2 separate regions of the Homo sapiens genome follow, and region 2 is linked to region 1. A link is a contact called in ENCODE Hi-C or POLR2A ChIA-PET data. All regions are on one chromosome and are shown on one strand. Each heading gives the region's core, a stretch centred on a gene start or an enhancer-like site at or near the end of the contact. The rest is flanking DNA. Distances are from core to core; before and after follow the strand shown. Region 1 holds the start of DNAJB5 (DnaJ heat shock protein family (Hsp40) member B5). Region 2 overlaps RNF38 (ring finger protein 38).

Region 1 (2,700 bases), core at 82-2,581:
AATGATGGGTTGAAAGGGAGGAATGTGGAGAGTTGAAATAATGGAGGAAATGTCTGTGGAAAATGGATACCTGAAGGGTTTGAGAAAAGGAATGATAAGGGGTGCAATTCATTCAAATATGTGGGTGAGGCCGGAGGGGGGTTCCTGTATGTCACAGAGGGGATGAGGATGAGTTGGAGGAAGCAGGAAGGCAATGGAGGGGATGGCCGCGTGGAGGGTTTGACTGGGTATGGGTGTGAGTGCCCTTCTCCGGAGGGACTTACCGAAACTTTACAAACCCATTCAGCGTCCACGCTCGAAGTTTTAAGGGCTCCAGCTGAATTTTAAACATCAAGCTGGCTAAGAAGTCTTCTCCCCAGGAGTGTGGGAAGCTCCGGAAAGCTCCTCGGGCCTGCAGTGGGGGTGCTGCTGGGGGTGGGCAGGAGAGCACTGTGCGCTTAAACATGCCCAGCCAAGCCCCTCACCTCTGATCGCTCCACCGGAGCCGGCCTGAAGTGCTGCAGCTCTGGAAGCCACCTCCTTGGACTCTCAGAGGCGCGTGCCCAGCAAGGCCTGTCTGGCGCAGCAGGTGCCGGACCTGATCCCCAAATGTGGAGAGTGAAGGGAGAAGACCCGCGGCCACCTGCTCTCAGGTGCAGCAGTGTCTGGCTGGCTGTGAGCGGCTGTATGGCAGCGTGTCAGTGAGGCTGGGAGTGCAAGCGTGTGTTTGTGAGTGGCAGCGTGTATACCTGTGACAGGTGTGATTGTGAGGGCCCGAGAGGCAGTGAGCTCCTGTCGCCTCTCACTGGGGAGGACCCGACCCCAATCCCCAAGAACCTACTCAATGAAGTCACTGACGGGAGTCTCCTCCCTCGCAGATGGGCGGGGCAGAGCGGAGCTCGGCCGGGACAAAAGGCGCGGCGAGGAGAGGAGGGGAGGGGGCTCGGGCGGGGGAGGGTGGTCGGTGATGTCACCCGCGCTGGCTGGCTGGTCTGCTCACAGATGCCTCCGCCCCACAGAACCCAATCTGGTCCGGTCCGACTCGACCCTCCCCTCCCCTCCCCTCCCCGACTCAGACGCTGGCTGCCCCCTGTGACAGCCAAGCCCTGGTCTAGGACTCCGAGCACCCTGCAGACCCCGGGGCCCCGCATCCCCAAGGCAGCAGAGCCTACGGGCCCTCAGTGTCCCAACCCCCCAACACCAGGAGCCCTGGCTTCACGACGCCCCGCTCCCGGGACCCCCGAGTCCTGGCTTGGCGCCCTCACCGGTGAGGAGCTGCGGGCGCCGCCGTGGTCCGTGAGACAGCCGCTGCCCCCTCCCCCGGCTCCGGCTCCGCCGCCTCCACCCGGGACAGGAGTCGCCTGCCCGCCGGCCGCCGATAGCGGGACCGGGAGCCCGCCCCCACGGCTCCGCCTCCGCGCCGCCCATTGAACCGTCTTCCTGTCACTCAGCTCAGCCTCCACTGTGATTGGGCAGTTTTCAACAAGCGGCTTGGTGATAGCCGCCCATCCTCCGCCCCTGTCACCCGGCCACACGCGCACACATTCCAGGCAGTGATTGGTGTGGATCTGATTGGCGCCCTCTGGGATCACTCAACCACGCCTCTTTGCCATCTTGTCGTGCCATTGGTGAAAAAGACAGAGGGCGGCAACCTCGCTCGCCCTTTGATTTTATTGGTTCGTGCCTGAGACTCAGACCCGAGCCCGGGGGCAAACTATATTAGTCCAATCTCCGGGTTGAGAAGGTGGGACGTACTGGCCACTGCTCGAATCCCAGGAGAACCTTCTGGAACCCTTGCGACGTCAAAGGCAGCCTTAAAGGAAAACTGTACCCACCAGTTGGCCGTGCGGCCGTGCATTCTTTCCTTTCTTCATTGGGGGGCAAGAGGGAGAGAACAGTGCACTCTGGGAGGTGTAGTCCCTGGACCGGGGCCAAAAGGTCAGCACTTCTTACTCGCCTTTCAGCCAACGGTGTAACCACCTCAAGCTGACCTCATTTAGCTTTACCTTATCCTGACCCCGCGGTGGCCTGATGTGACCTAACGGAATCTCTAACAGACCCCACGGATGCCGGGTTTCAGAGCCCCCCGGACCTCTCCCCCGAGGGAAACGGATGGCTCTGCCCAGGCCGGTGCCTCCAGGAATCTCCCCCGCCCACCCTCTGTACAGCCCCTCATCCTCGCGCCCCTCTTCAGCGACCCCGCGGTCTCCATTTCAGTCCCTCTTCTAATCAGTCTCTCATCCTGCTTCCCCCTGGAGTGCCTGTGTTTTAGCCCTTTCCTTCTTGGCCCTAGATGATCTCCTGTCTTCCTTCCCGCAGTGATCCCTTTTGTCTTATTCTTGGTTCTTTCTTTACACCCCGATCTCCTATCCTAGCTCTCCCCTTTCATCTTTCATCTCACTCCCCAAGATCCCCTTCCTTAACACCCTCAGAATCTCTAGTCTCCCCCACCCCCCATTAAGTCATTAGATCTCAGCCCCAGTGTCCCCGATGCAGGGAGCAGGCGGGGCTGCGGAGGCGGTCGCCAGCGGAAGCCGCCACTCCAGCAGACACGGTGCCTGGCGCCCACGTCACTGTCTCCCAGGCCCATCTGTGCTCGAGGGAGCGGGGGTGGGGAGGGAGTAATTTGGGGGTGAAGTGGGGGAGGGGAGTGCTGGGGGGTTGATGATGATAGAAGGGTCAGGCCGGAAGCTCCCCTTTACTTCTTTCTTTCCTATTTTC
Region 2 (2,700 bases), core at 49-2,548, 1.4 Mb before region 1:
CTTAGGTTTCCGTATTGGGCCTTGTTTTCATTACATAAACTTTTGAGGGGCAATTTTGTCTATGTCTGCAGCTTCATGAATGATGATCTGTATATCAACACTCCTAAATTTATATTCCTACCCTCTGAGCTTCAGCTGTTTACAGAACACCTCCAGGCGGGGTATCTCTCAAAGGATCTCTTGATTTCAGGTTGTTTTAGTATCTTTCCTATTTTCACTGGTTTCATGTTTATACTTTAGATTTTTTGTTTTAGTCTCTTATCTATAATTATAGCTTAAAATTATTATAGTTACAGATACATGAGTAGAATCTAGTATTCTGGTAGAAATATAGTGATACTTACAATTGTAGCATCAAGCTAAATTAGTTTTTGTGAACCAGTGATGTTTTGTGTAATTAGGAACTGTGAAAAATATAGTATATAACATCACTAGTCTGTTACTCAAATACTAGCCATGCAGGCCTCCTTAGACTTAGGAAACCACTTTATTTATAGTTCCTGTGTTTTGGTGGACTAGCAGTTATAGCCAATGATAGGAAAATACCGTATTTTACTATTCATCATGGTGTGATTGCAATACGTTATACTACTAGAGTGCCTTTCTGAGCAGCCACTGCATATCAAACTGTTATTTTCTTTGGGCTTCGGTTTAAAAAAAAAAAAACTTGGCACGTATCAAAGAGCAAAATTTTTTTGTTTCTGCATGTTTATGGTAACTTTTGAAAACAACATGGTAACTTTTGAAAACAACATTCAGAGCCTCTTCTATATCTGCAAGTAAAATAACATTTCAGGAGAATATATTAGTTGTCTGGTTGAGAGACAGAATTTCATTGCAAAATTGTGATCTGAGGAGTATAAGAATTATACATCAAATGAAAGTCCTATGTGAAATGAGACTGTGTACATTATGTAGTTCAAGGGCAGCATGTTCACTGAACTGCCTTAAAAAGTTTCAGTTTCACTAATAGAAACACATTTAGGCCGGCCGTGGTGGCTCATGCTTATAATCCCAGCACTTTGGGAGGCTGAAGTGGGCGGATCATGAGGTCAAGAAATAAAGACTGTCTTGGCCAACATGGTGAAATACATCTCTACTAAAAATACAAAAATTGGCTGGTGCGCGCCTGTAGTCCCAGCTACTTGGTAGACTGAGGCAGGAGAATCGCCTAAACCCAGGAGGCGGAGGTTGCAGTGAGCTGAGATCGCGCCACTGCACTCCAGCCTGGCAGCAGAGCGAGACTCTGTCTCAGCAACCAAAAAACCACATTTTACGTATTATCTGGACATAGTTTAAAAATGAAAACCTCAGCTTGTGGAGAATAAAATGAGGTAATGTTAGAAGTCATTTTGTAAACTATTGTGTGATCCAAATATAAAATTCTTAATTTTCTGCTTTCCCCAGCTTATATCCATCTTCTGCAAAACAAAAAAGGATCTTGTCTTATTTTTTAGTAACAAGTTGCTTATATAGAGTGTTGATTTCTAAGTGTTTTCACATTTATTTAAAATGAATAAAATTTAGTGAGAGTTTGCTCTTCCTGGGCCCTTTGCATTTAACTGTTTTTCCTTAATTGTGGAATAAGAAACTTCATTTTTGTTAAAGGTAATTAAGGCAAGTAGAGAAAGTCTGGGAGTTTAAAGGAGAATTGAAGATTCTTAACTCATGCTGTGCTTATTTGTAAATCTAAGGTGAAGAGTAGTCCTGACTGATTAGAAAGAGGACCAGGTTCTTGAGAAATTCCATTTCCCCACACAAGTTGCCTCTTTGCTGCTTTGGGAAGGAAGTCCTTAGGGCTCACTAGTGGTTGCCATTAGAGGCATGTTGTAGTCACTGAGTAGAACTTGAAACCTGTTTCTGTTTTGGGAAAAGTTTGTCTGGCTCAGCATCTCCTATTATCTCTAAGACTTGCTGATATATATATAAACCCAAGATATATATTACATATAAAATTGTTTTTCTTTAGCCTTTAATGACTTCTGACTTGTTCATCTGGAATTATGGAATGCATTCTTATGCCTGCCTCAGGTTCATTTCACTTCTGTTGATGTTTTGGTAATAAAAATGGTTTGGTGTTAATAGAGGTGTACTCCTAGACTCATTTTTATCAGATTTAATGCTAAGCATAAAACCTGCCTTTCCTTCCTTCCTCCCATTATGACCTCTTTGACCTCCCTTGATCCCTAAATCTGTAGCAGTGTTCTATACTGTAATGTCTGTACAACGTTCTATATTATTAAATAATAGAGACAGTACTTGTACCAGATTTGAATCAACATCTTATGAATTTTAAATTGTCAACACTTGGTACTTTGAAAAGTTGGTCCACTGGCCTAGAATCAACAAGGAGAGGAGGGAAAGAACTTCTCTGCCTGATAATTCAAAATCTAAATTATCCAAGCATCATCACCTGGGATAATAGTAGAGATGACAGTTCATGGACCTCTGGTCCAGACTTTCTGAATTAGAGACGGGGGAGTGAGGCCAGCAAGCAATCTGGTGTTTCTGAAGCATGAAGGTTTGAGAACTACTGGCATAGGTATTAATGGAAAGACCCAACTCTGTGAAAACATTTTAAAGAGGTTTATTCTGAGACAATATGAGTGACCATGGTCTGGGAAACAGTCTCAGGAGGTCCCAAGGAAATGTACCCACTACAGTCGAATTACAGTTTTAGGGAGGCAGGAGTTACAAAGT

What was found. Hi-C counts contacts between places; a loop is a spot of excess contacts on that map. ChIA-PET counts read pairs that join two places held with the same protein, here RNA polymerase II (POLR2A). Pooled maps may share reads with other maps.
Region 2: a loop to region 1 is called in a pooled map of psoas muscle, with 5 times the contacts of the local background. The contact joins the enhancer-like site here to the promoter of DNAJB5 in region 1. A Hi-C loop is called at or near these places in 2 of 50 pooled maps. POLR2A ChIA-PET finds 5 or more read pairs at or near these places in 2 of 52 experiments (HEK293 and activated naive CD8-positive, alpha-beta T cell).

The regions. Positions count from the first base shown.
Region 1 is chr9:34,988,376-34,991,075 of GRCh38, reverse strand. DNAJB5 (DnaJ heat shock protein family (Hsp40) member B5) reads right to left here and starts at 1,331. Exons shown (of 5, transcript NM_001349723.3): 1 at 1,245-1,331; 2 at 264-577. The coding sequence starts at 445. It overlaps DNAJB5-DT (DNAJB5 divergent transcript), which reads left to right and starts at 1,697. Exons shown (of 2, transcript NR_109756.1): 1 at 1,697-1,917. RefSeq lists enhancers at 1-216, 217-1,146, 1,701-1,910 and silencers at 1,428-1,576, 1,091-1,590.
Region 2 is chr9:36,381,774-36,384,473 of GRCh38, reverse strand. The region is part of intron 2 of RNF38 (ring finger protein 38); the gene reads left to right. Among named protein-coding and RNA genes, the nearest start is that of RNF38, 17 kb to the left of the region's middle. Within about 2 kb of position 1,298, at least 3 of the 41 ENCODE cell types and tissues checked have a DNase peak (open chromatin) inside an H3K27ac peak, as active enhancers do.